3 separate regions of the Homo sapiens genome follow, and all the other regions are linked to region 1. Evidence: read pairs that join two places in POLR2A ChIA-PET (ENCODE). Cell type or tissue: K562. All regions are shown on one strand.

What was found. Peaks named below come from ENCODE experiments on the same cell type or tissue, not always from the same donor. Only the 100,000 strongest peaks of a DNase experiment are listed, where the experiment ranks them.
Region 2: POLR2A ChIA-PET joins it to region 1 with 6 read pairs; 11 of 35 experiments call an interaction of 5 or more read pairs at or near these places.
Region 3: POLR2A ChIA-PET joins it to region 1 with 5 read pairs; 20 of 35 experiments call an interaction of 5 or more read pairs at or near these places.

The regions. Positions count from the first base shown.
Region 1 is chr1:28,410,862-28,414,861 of GRCh38, reverse strand. All of the region lies in intron 2 of PHACTR4 (phosphatase and actin regulator 4), which reads right to left. Among named protein-coding and RNA genes, the nearest start is that of PHACTR4, 43 kb to the right of the region's middle. In K562, a CTCF peak has its summit at 1,896 (motif pointing right); a DNase peak (open chromatin) is centred at 1,911.
Region 2 is chr1:28,575,824-28,579,823 of GRCh38, reverse strand. TRNAU1AP (tRNA selenocysteine 1 associated protein 1) reads right to left here. Exons shown (of 9, transcript NM_017846.5): 9 at 1,279-2,324. The coding sequence ends at 2,188. It overlaps SNHG12 (small nucleolar RNA host gene 12), which reads left to right. Exons shown (of 6, transcript NR_146382.1): 5 at 237-291; 6 at 1,144-1,286. SNORD99 (small nucleolar RNA, C/D box 99) reads left to right here and starts at 1,002; the gene lies at 1,002-1,081. SNORA61 (small nucleolar RNA, H/ACA box 61) reads left to right here; the gene lies at 1-60. In K562, no CTCF peak of the experiment used is centred here; DNase peaks (open chromatin) are centred at 1,823 and 2,283; H3K4me3 peaks cover 1,004 bases.
Region 3 is chr1:28,493,475-28,497,474 of GRCh38, reverse strand. It overlaps PHACTR4 (phosphatase and actin regulator 4), which reads right to left. Exons shown (of 14, transcript NM_001048183.3): 14 at 1-941. The coding sequence ends at 926. Among named protein-coding and RNA genes, the nearest start is that of SNHG3, 10 kb to the left of the region's middle. In K562, no CTCF peak of the experiment used is centred here; no DNase peak of the experiment used is centred here.

The DNA of each region.
Region 1 (4,000 bases):
AGCAAGGTAAAAGCTGTTTGATTCCTCTATCACTTTCCCTACTCCATGATCTTCAATGTCTGTCCTACACTAACTCTGGCGGAATTTTGGAATCTGTTTTCCAAGAAAGTGTAAAGCAAATGGTCTCTGGAAAGGGGTCGCAAAAGGCAACTGATGGTAGGGATATGGTACAAAAAATGGAAGGGGTTGGGTGCAATGGCTCATGCCTGTAATCTCAACTTTTGGGGAGGCCGAGGTGGGAGAATCACTTGAGCCCAGGAGTTCAAGACCAGCCTGGGCAACATAGGGAGACTGCATCTTTACAAAAAGTAAAAAAATTAGTCAGGCATGGTGGTATGTGCCTATAGTCCCAGCTACTTGGGAGGCAGAGGTGGGAGAATTGTTTGAGCTCAGGAGGTCGAGGCTGCGGTGCTTTTTTTTTTTTTTTTTTTTTTGAGACAGAGGAAGACTGACCCCAAAAAATAAAAATAAAAAAATAAAATGAAAAAGAAAATAAGGCCAGCTGCAGAGGCTCATGCCTGTAATCTCAGCACTTTGGTAGGCCGAGGCAGGCGGATCACCTGAGGTCAGGAGTTCGAGACCAGCCTAGCCAACATGGTGAAACCCTAAAACTACAAAAATTAGCCAGGCAGTGATGGGTGCTTGTAATCCCAGTTACTCGGGAGGCTGAGGCCAGGAGAATCATTTGAACCCAGGAGGCAGAGGTTGCAGTAAGCTGAGATGGCGCCACTGCACTCTAGCCTGGGTGACAGAGCAAGACTCCATCTCAAAAGATAAAAATAAAGTAAAATAAAATACAAATACAAGTAAAATTAAAAATGGAAGAGAATTAAGTGAAAATATGCATAATTAATGCTGAATGCAGCAGTCTCTTCAGTCAGTTTTCTTCACCCCTTACCATCCAAACACAGTGGGAAGACTGTGCCCCTTAGACCCTGATACTGATATGAGAATGTTCATCAACAATAAGGCCAAGAAGCTCACCCAAAGGCAACCTGCCTATACATTTAAAGCTTCTAACTGGCTATTTAGTCCCTCACTTTTAACCATCAGCAGACAGTTAATTATTACTAGACATCAGAGAAAAACTCTAACATAAAAGAAACCAAATCAATATTTAAAAACAATGTTAGGAAAAAAAGAGACTATGCAGGGCAAGGAAAATCTGTTGAAAGAATGAAAGGATAGTATAAAAAGAAACATGCAGAGACTTCAAAAAGACCTCCTGGAGATTAAACTCTAATAGTAGAAAAGAAAAATTTAATAAAAGTAGAAGATAAAGTTGAATAAATCTTGCAGGAAACATATCTAAAGGAAAAAGAAATGAATTAGATAATTATTCCAGGAGGTTCAACATCAAAAAGCTACTGGCAACCAAGACAGAGGAAGACATGAGGGTTTAGGAAACAAAGGAGCTAACACAGGAAAGAAGCAAAGCTGTCAGGAAAATGGAGACTGGATAACCCAGGATGACAGTTGCGTACCACCTCTACAGACTGCAAGGCCACCTGTACACAGACTGGAGCAATGTGACTCAAGAGATATATTGAAAGCTGTCATCACCAATATCTCTGCTGCTATTTATCCTTTTTAAAGCTAAGAACACAGTACCCAGGTGAGCCTGGCCCTCAGCCTGTCTTGACTAAATGCTTATGGATTTCTTCTTTGAACATACTTGATTGCCTAATGAGTTCCAGACTCATTTCGCTCCACAAAAGTTTCTTTAACCCAGCGGTCCCCAACCTTTTTGGCACCAGGGACCAGGTTCATGGAAGACAATTTTTCTACAGACGGGGGTGTTGGGGTGGTTTGGGATGAAACTGTTCCACCTAATCACTGATCTGACAGGAGGTGGAGCTCAGACTGTAATGCTCACTGGCCCACTGCTCACCTCCTGTGGCCCGGGGGTAGTGGTGCAGGGTACTCCTGCTTAGGAGAAACCACAGAGCTAATCACTCCCTCTGACCATATTTCTGTCAAATGTCCAAGACCTAGTCCACACTGAAACCCTGCCCAATACAATCTCCAGGATTAAATCTTAACTTTACTCATGACTTCCATAGAAGGGCCTCTAGGAACCTCAGGAAAATGAAGCAAGTATAATCTGCTGATCTCTGGGGATCCCTGAGATCCTTTCAGAAGTCCAAGAGGTAAAACTAAATACATAAGAATACAAAAAAATTATTTGCCTTTTCCACTGTGTTGACACTTGCACTGATGGTACAAAAGCAATGGTGAGCAAAACTGTTAGCACCTTAACACAAATCAAGGCAACAGCACCAAACTGTAGCAGAAATCATTGTATTCTTCACAACTACACAGTTACAGTGAAAAATAAATTCAACTTTAAGAATGTCCTTGATAAAGCAATAAAAAATATTAGTTTTAATAAATATCAACCCTTTAGTACATATATTTTTATTACTGTTTATGATGAAACAGAAATATGTATAAAGCACATTTGTATACTAAGTATGATGGTTATCTCCAGGAAAGGCATTTGTGTGACTGAGTTGCAAACTGAACTAGACAGTTTTCTTCATGGAATACTATTTTTACTTGAAAGACTGAACAACAAGCTATGTTATTCAAGCTTAGATAGCTGACAGGCATTTTCTCAAAAGTAAGCCTGTCACTAATAAAGAAAATTAACAGTATTTGTTGCTAGTGATAGAATTCAAGCTTTCAAGTGAAATTCCTATTTTGGAAAATTTACATCCAGAATGAGCTTGACAGCTTCCCAACATTTAACATTTTTTTCAACGAGACCAATAGTGATATTAACGAACATGATATTTAAATATTATATAATGAAATGTGTAAGCATCTGTCCAGGTAGAAAAGGTCCTAGAGACCTTAGGTCTATCCTTCTGGTACTTTATTCGTAAAAATCCCTCACTACTTTTATTTCCAGAATACCACAAATAATTCTTTCTTTCTTTCTCTTTCTTTCTTTCTTTTGTTCATTCGTTCTTTCTTTCTTTTGTTCATTCGTTCTTTCTTTCTTTCTTTTGGGTGGTTTCTGTTTTCTTTTTTTCCTTTTTTATGTCATTTTTTACTTCAATAGGTTTTGGGGAATGGGTAGTATTTGGTTACATGAATACGTTCTTTAGTGGTGATTTCTAAGATTCTGGTGCAACCATCATCCAAGCCGTGTACACTGTACCCAATGTGTAGTCTTTTATCTCTTTTTCAATATTTCTACTTAATTATTAGCTAACTTGATTATAACAAAATTCTCACTCCACCAAAAGAAACAAACTCATTTTACATCCTCAATTCTTTTCTTTGTCAAATGACACTGAGTACACCAAATTCTTATCATATGTATATGTGTGTATATGTATAGTAAACAACTAAGAAAAAAATCATTATAACATTTAGAAGGAAAAATGGAGACAGAGGAGAATGGTAGTTAAATATGAGTCATTTCTGTTTTCCTATAAACTCCATATTATGATTGAATGAATGTTAATTTACAAATTCCAAGATTTAAATAAGTGTTTAGAAAAAAATAATCTCAGGCCGGGCTCACACCTGTAATCCAAACACTTTCGGAGGCCGAGGCAGGTGGATCATCTGAGGTCAGGAGTTCAAGACCAGCCTGGCCAATATGGCGAAATCCCGTCTCTATTAAAAATACAAAAATTAGTTGGGTGTGGTGGCAGGTGCCTGTAGTCCCAGCTACTTGGGAGGCTGAGGCAGGAGAATTGCTTGAACCCAGGAGGCGGAGGTTGCAGTGAGCCGAGATCACACCATTGTACTCCAGCCTGGGTGACAGAGCAAGACTCCACCTCAAAAAAACCCCCAAAAAACAAAAACAAACCAAAAAAATAAAAATAAAAAATAATCTCAGCCGGGCATGGTGGCTCACGCCTGCAATTCCCGCCACTTTGGGAGGCCACGGCGGGTGGATCACCTGAGGTCAGGAGTTCAAGACCAGCCTGGCCAACATGGTGAAACCTCATCTCTACTAAAAATACAAAAATTAGCTGGGCAT
Region 2 (4,000 bases), 160 kb before region 1:
GTGAAGCTGGCCTAAATGTTGTAATCTGGTATATGGCATGTGGGCTAGTTTCAGACAGGTTTCAGAGATGGTTGGATCTCTGAAATTGTAAAATGAAGTATAATCTTAGGCTAAGGGAAGGATGCGTGTGAAGCTCTGGAGGTTGGTATAGTAATAGCTGACCTATTACTGCATTTGGGAGGGATCTGTCATAGCTTCCTTGCCTCTTAATTAAGGGTGGTGTTTTTTTCTTTTAGATTCATGTTACATGTAAAGCTGTCCTCATTTGTGACTATGGACCTATGGAGTTGGGTAAGTTAGTGACTACCCAAAGCTTTGTCACAACTTGGTGTGTAGCTGCAGGTAGTGCTCAACTATCTGGGATCCTGTCCTAAGTAGTCAACCTAATAGAACTATAAGGTTACTTAGGTCTGTGTCAAAGTTACAGCTTTTTTTTTTTTTTTTTTTGAGACAGGGTCTTTCTGTCACCCAGGCTGGAGTGCAGTGGCACAATCTTGGCTAATTGCCTCCCAGGTTCAAGTGATTCTCCTGCCTCAGCCTCCTGAGTAGCTGGGACTATAAGCACGCACCACTATGTCTGGCTAATTTTTGTATTTTTAGTAGAGACAGGGTTTCACCACGTTGCCCAGGGCAGTCTTGAACTCCTGACCCCAAGTGATCTGCCTGCCTTGGCCTACCAAAGTGCTAGGATTACAGGCATGAACCACTGTGCCGGGCCAGAAAGTCTTAGCATCTTAGTAACATTTACATTTGGCCTCCCTCGTGTGCCCTTAGCTATTCATTACCAGAGGGCAAAGATGGTTAGAACATGATTTACCCACCCTAAAATGCATTGAAGGCATCAGAGGGCACCGTGGGCCACAAGGCCTGGTAGCCACAAATGTTCAGTGGTGGCTGGAGCTCATGATGCATTCTTTGGTGGGACGTCTCTCAGCATTAGGGAGAGTTGAGAGTGGGGTAGAAACAAGGGGTTCCATGTAGCACACACTGTATTTAGAATGACTGGTCCAGGATGAAACCTAATTTGAGTGGACATCCATGGATGAGAAATGCGGATATGGGACTGAGACCAGCTCCTAGGAAAATGTCTGGGTGGGGGAAATCTGGGAATTAGTAACACAATGGCTTACACTTCCTTTGCAGGACAATCTCTATGGGAAGCAGAAGGCAAGGACCCCGGTCATTTTAGGTAGAAACAACAGCATGCTAATGCAAAAAATTATGCAGTGTGCTACTGAACTTCAGAGGTGATCAATAAAAGAAGAATAAAAAGACTAATAAAAGTATATTTGTGTTTGTATTTTTTTGTAGAGACCGAACTGGTCTCTTCCCGAGCTCAAGCAATCCATCTCCCAAAGTGAGCCACCATGCCCAGCCCTTAAAGAGATCTTTGGAGATTTTTTATGATGTAGGATGAATGCTTTGCCTCAAGCAGTAAGTCCCAACACATGACAAGGTTGGACAGTTTCCCCATTTACTTGGGAAACACGGAAGTGAGCAGTATAAAGTTCACACGGAGGGTCTGCTTTGGCTTTGAGCTATCTTCCTTAATCCTTTCTGAGCTGCCTTCTCCCGTGTCAAAATATTGATCCTAAAGTGATCCAGGCCTTGTATATGCAGATGCTGCAACTCATGAAAATAGATGAAACCCATTATTAGAGCAAGTACTAATTCTTAGGCCAACTGGCCTGTTCCATCACACCCCACCACATTCTACCTTCTGGGGCGTGCTCCTACCACACCTGCTAGAGTGCCTTTTCTACCTAGCTGCCAGACTTGCACCAAGTTAGGACTCAAATATGGCAGGTCCTACAAATACTCCAGAGAACCCTGATTTACATACCTACCTGTCAACTGAGAAACCTTGAACTCAGGCTTTAGTGTGTGAATTATCCCAAGCTGCTCATCCCAGTTTTGGATAATCCCAAACTGTCCTATGTGGATAACTACCTGGACAAAGGATTCCTGTGAAGGAAACCAATTTGAACCTTGTTTAAAAGTTGTTCCCTTGGTCTTCAAACTCAAATGGTCAAATGAATGCAGCAGTGTTGTAGAAACATTCATGATCTCCAAAAACAGTCATTATTAAAATCTTACAAATCATATTTCCAAAAAGGTTTCACAATTTTTAAAAAGGAGTCTCTCATCTCCCTCACATCATGCAACCTGGCTTGTCCTTTGGCCTGGCTACATCATGGCAGGGATCTCTGAAGACACTGTGTCCAGGGGCTGCCAGTGACAGTCCATCAGAGCGTCATACAGCTCCTCACTCTGTTCCATGAACTCCTTGTTGGCCTCAGTCACATCCAGCTGTGGCATGGGGTCTGGAAAGCAAGCAAGGATGGGGTCAGGGAAGTCTAGGGACAGCTGCAAGGGACCTGGTTCAGTTCCCTTCTCCCAGAACTCTGTTCTATGGTAAGGTCCCTATCCTGCCAGTTTCTTTCAGGAAGTGAAAGCACTGCCTTGCAGGGTTCTGGGGAAGATGAAAATAGAATAATGTATCTAGAGAATGGGAAAATGGCAGCTGTTAGCCTGCATCTATTAAAAGCTACACCTGTGTCTCTAGCCATCATGTATCCTAGATTTTCTGGTCTGGTCCTCACTTCAAATTTGGGTTTAGAAGGTCTGATCAAAGTTATTAAGTCCAGAGCATCATCTCAAGAACTGACAATAAGTGCATAGTGGAAGAACTTCAGTCAAATATAGGAGCTGAAAGGCCAAGTCCTGTATGTATGTATGTGTGTGTGTATGTACTTTAGAGAAAGGGTCTTGCTCTGTCACACAGGCTAGAGTACAGTGGCACACTTACAGCTCACAGCAGCCTTGAACTCTTAGGTTAAAGTGATCCTCCCGCCTTAGCCTCCCAAAGTACTGAGATTACAGGCATGAGTCCCTGTCCCTGGTGGTAAAATACTATTAAAAATTTTTTCTGCACAGTGGCTCATGCCCATAATCCCAGCACTTCAGCAGGTCGAGGCGGGCAGATCACCAGAAGTCGGGAGTTCAAGACCAGCCTGACCAACATGGAGAAATCCCATCTCTACTAAAAATACAAAATGAGCCGGGCATGGTGGCACATGCCTATAATCCCAACTACTCGGGAGGCTGAGGCAGGAGAATTGCTTGAACCCAGGAGGTGGAGGTTGCGGTGAGCCGAGATGGCACCACTGCATTCCAGCCTGGGCAACAAGAGCAAAACCCCGTCTCGGCCGGGCGCGGTGGCTCACGCCTGTAATCCCAGCACTTTGGGAGGCCAAGGCAGGCAGATCACAAGGTCAAGAGATCGAGACCATCCTGGCCAACATGGTGAAACCCCGTCTCCACTAAAAATAGAAAAATTAGCTGGGCGTGGTGGCAGGCACCTGTAGTCCCAGCTACTCGGGAGGCTGAGGCAGGAGAATCGCTTGAACCCGGGAGGCGGAGGTTGCAGTGAGCCGAGATCACGCCATTGCACTCCAGCCTGGGCAACAGAGCAAGATGCCATCTCAAAAAAAAAAAAAAAATTAGCTGGGCATGGTGACCTGTGTCTGTAGTGCCAGCTACTAGGGAGGCTGAGGCAGGAGGATCACTTGAGCCTAGGAGGTCGAGGCTGCAGTGAGGCATGTTCACATCACTGATCTCAAGTCTGGGCAACAAAGTGAGACTCTGTCTCAAAAAAAAAAAAAAACTGGGCACTGTGGCTCATGCCTGTAAACCCAGCACTTTGGGAGGCCGAGGTGGGCAGATCACAAGGTCAAGGGATTGAGACCATCCTGGGCAACATGGTGAAACCCTGTCTCTACTCAAATACAAAAAATTAGCCGGGTATGGCAGTGCACGCCTGTAGTCCCAGCTACTCGGGAGGCTGAGGCAGGAGAATCACCTGAACCCGGGAGGCAGAGGTTGCAGTGAACAGAGATGGCACCACTGCACTCCAGCCTGGCGACAGAGCAAAGACTCTATCTCAAAAAAAAAAAAAAAAAAAAAAGCCAGGCGCAGTGGCTCAAGCCTGTAATCCCAG
Region 3 (4,000 bases), 83 kb before region 1:
TCACTGCAACCTCCACCTCCTGGGTTCAAGCGATTCTCATGCCTCAACCAGGCGCCACCACACCTGGCTAATTTTTGTATTTTTAGTAGAGATGGGGTTTCACCATGTTGGCCAGGCTGGTCTTGAACTCCTGACCTCAGGTGATCCACCCACCTCGGCCTCCCAAAGTGCTGGGATTACAGGCGTGAGCCACCGCGCCTGGCCTCATCTAACCAATTTGGATTCTGGTTGGAGTTCAGGAAAAACTAAGTTCCCATTACTTCCAGATTATTTTAAAATAAAAAATCATGATGACTTGTGAGGAAAAGGAAGAACATGTCAGATCCTGAGCTTCCTCTCAGGCTTGAGTGCCTCAAGAGGACTGTATTGCTGTGTTACGAGAGGTACAGTGCAATGCTTTCATCTGATATGCCAGTGTGGTAAGAAGGCTTTCCCTGGAGGTAGAGACTCTTTTATCAGAAGGTTGGGGGTCTCCAGAAGGTTTTCCCCACCAGGAATTGGATTTGATGGCTGGAATTTAGAGCCTACACATTTGGGTCTCACAATCAGGGCAGGGCAGGTAAGGCTAATGGTGCAAACTGTGTCTCTGCACAGGCAGTCATCTAGGGGAAGGGGTGTGGTGCAGCCAGTAAAACCTGGAACCTGCAAGTGGTTCAGAACTTTGGTGGCCAGTAAGGGAAAAACTCCTCAAGCATGCTACAATATTGAAAGGTTCAAAAGCACTGACAAAGTGTTGTTTTGCCCCCGGTGCAGCACATAAGACTCTGTTCCAGTGAAATGCTACATTCAAAGTGCTGTCCACCTCAGAAGATCCCAGAGGATGCAATTCTGGCTGTGCTGGGAAGTGCTAAAGTTCCCTCCATATGTCACTTTGGAGAAGGAAGCAGCAAAGCAGCCATGTTGATTCCTCTCTCAACCTTTGGCATCATGGACGATGGTAGCTAAAAGAGATTAAAAAAGAGACAAGTTACCACATGATGTACATTGCTTTGCTATTAATGTATCAGTAGTAATGAAATGTTATACCTAATTAACACTGCCTTTCCTCTGCTCTAATTCGACCTGACCTTTCTGTTGCATCTGATACTCCTCATCTGCTTCCTTCTTAAAACTCTTCTCGGCTGGGCGCAATGGTTCACACCTGTAATCCCAGCACTTTGGGAGGCCGAGGCGGGCGGATCAAGAGGTCAGGAGATTGAGACCATCCTGGCTAACACGGTGAAACCCTGTCTCTACTAAAAATACAAAAAATTAGCTGGGCGTGGTGGCGCGCACCTGTAGTCCCAGCTACTCGCGAGGCTGAGGCAGGAGAATGGCGTGAACCTGGGAGGTGGAGTTTGCAGTGAGCCGAGATCGCGCCACTGCACTCCAGCCTGGGTGACACAGCGAGACTCCGTCTCAAAAAAAAAAAAAAAAAAAAAAAAGAACTCTTCTCTTGGCTTCTGTAACACTATCTTTTCCATAATTTTCTCTCTTCTTCAATTGATCTTTCTCAGTATGCTGTCCTGGTTCATTTTCCTCTGTCTACCCTTTAAATAAAAAACAACTTTCCTTGGCCAGTCACGGTGGCTCATGCCTGTAATCAATCCCAACACTTTGGGAGGCCAAGGTGAGAAGATCATTTGAGACCAGGAGTTTGAGAGCAGCCTGGGCAACATACGGAGACCCTGTCTCTACAAATGATCAAAAAGTTAGCCAGGTGTGGTGGCCTGTGCCTGTAGTCACAGCTACTGAGGAGGCTGAGGTGGGAGGATGGCTTGAACATGAGAGGTTGAGGCTGCAGTGAGCCACGATCATGCCACTGCACTCCAGCCTGGGTGACAGAGTGAGACCTTGTCTCAAAAAATAAAAAAAAAAAAAATAAATAAATAAAAATAAAATCCCCCCTAAAGGTCCACTATCTTCTTTCATTTGTATCTTGAGACTTTGCTTTCTTTCTGGATTCTAGGCTGCATATCTAATGGTCTTCTAGGTATCTCCATGTGTCATAGGCTCCTCAAACTAAACACATGCAATTTATTTTCTAGCTTGTTCATTGTCTGCCTTCTTCTTTTAGAATAAAAGCTTGGCCAGGCATAGTGGCTCACACTTGTAATCCCAACACTTCGGGAGGCCAAGATGGGAGGATCACTTGAGGCCAGGAATTCAAGACCAGCCTGGGAAACATAGTGAGACCCCATCTCTATTAAAAAAAGAAAAAAAAAGAATAAAGCCTCATTGAGGACAGAGACTTTATCTTATTTCCTGCTGTAGCCCAAGGACCTAGCACTATACCTATCGTGGTAGGTGCTCAGTATTTGTTGAATAAACTAAACTGTTCAGCTAAACTTATCACCTTCAAAGACCTCAAAAAATACAAGTTAAAAATATCAGAGTCATTTTGACTACTCCTTTATTTCATCTCTGGAATCCAACAAATTGCCACATCTTGTTGATTCTATGCTTGAAATGTCTTACAAATCTATCACCTTTGCATTCTCACTATCTCTGGTGTGAGCTACCACTATGCTCACTAAGATTATTTCAGATACTTCCTGTTTTCCTTGCTGCTAGTCTCTTCATCCTTCCATATCATCTTTGTTGTTTGCATCAGAGCTTGTTCTGAAATACACAGAATTTCCTGCTTATGAACTGCCAATGGTTCCAACATCCTAGCATAACAGTCAAAGCATTGCGAGGGACTGCAACCCATTTTCTAGTTTATTTTCACCACACTGCCCCAAACATCCTCTGATCCAGCTACATTTTCTGTTACCCAGAAACACCATGTGTTTTCCTCTCTCCCATCGTCTTGCTTAAGCTGGTCCTTCTTTTTCTTTTTTTGAGAGACAGTCTTGCTCTGTTGCCCAGGTTGGAGCGCAGTTGCGCGATCTCGGCTCACTGCAACCTCTGCTTCCGGGGTTCAAGTGATTCTCCTGCTTCAGCCTCCCAAGTATCTGGGACTACAGGCATGCCACCATGCCCGGCTAATTTTTGTATTTTTAGTAGAGACAGGGTTTCACCATGTTGACCAGGCTGGTCTCCAACTGGCCTCAAGTGATCCACCTGCCTCAGCCTCCCAAAGTGCTGGGATTACAGGTGTGAGCCACTGCGCCTGGCTGCACCTTGCTTATTTTTTTTTTAAGTTTATTTTTTGTAGAGATGGGGCTCACCGTGTTTCCCAGGCTGGTCTCAAAGTGATCCTCCCACCTCGGCCTCCCAAAGTGCTAGGATTACAGGTGTGTACCACTGCACCAGGCCCCTGCCTAAATCAAAAAATAGATTTTTTTTTTTTTTGTAGGGATGGAGTCTTACTATGTTGCTCAGGCTGGTGTCAAACTCCTGTGCTCAAGCGATCCTCCCGCCTCAGCCACTCAAAGTGTCGAGATTACAGGCATGAACCACTGCACTCAGCCTCATTTGCCTCTTTTTGTAAATGTTCTAAGAATCATGTAAAGATACTTTCACTGATTCCATTTGTGGCTAGCTGATTCTTTGGATATGGGTGGGTCCTTAATCACAACCGTAATTCCAAATCAAAACACTTGATTTGTTGGCTTGTTGGCTTTGTTGGATTTCTTGGCTTGTTTCATGAAGACAGCTAATTAAAATGTTGTTTATACATTAAGTTGGTAAGATCAACTGTGCTAGACAGAACTGAACCAGAGAGGGCAAGATCTTGTCTAACTTAGCACAGTCTCCTCATTTATAACCTGAGAGAGTAAGGTACAAGGAAGAGAGCACCTCACATCCTTGAAGTCATTGATTTCTTTCTCCGAATCCTGGTTCTGCAATTTACTAGCAAGTCAACCAAGTTACTTAACCATTGTGAGCCTCCATTTCCTCAGTGATAAAATGGGGATGTTAACACATCTTGCATGTTTATTACAAGGATTAAATAATATACATGAAATGCCATAATCAGAATACACATTTACTTATTTTTTTTTTTTTTTTGAGATGGAGTTTTGCTCTTGTCACCCAGGCTGGAGTGCAATGGCATGATCTCAGCTCACTACAA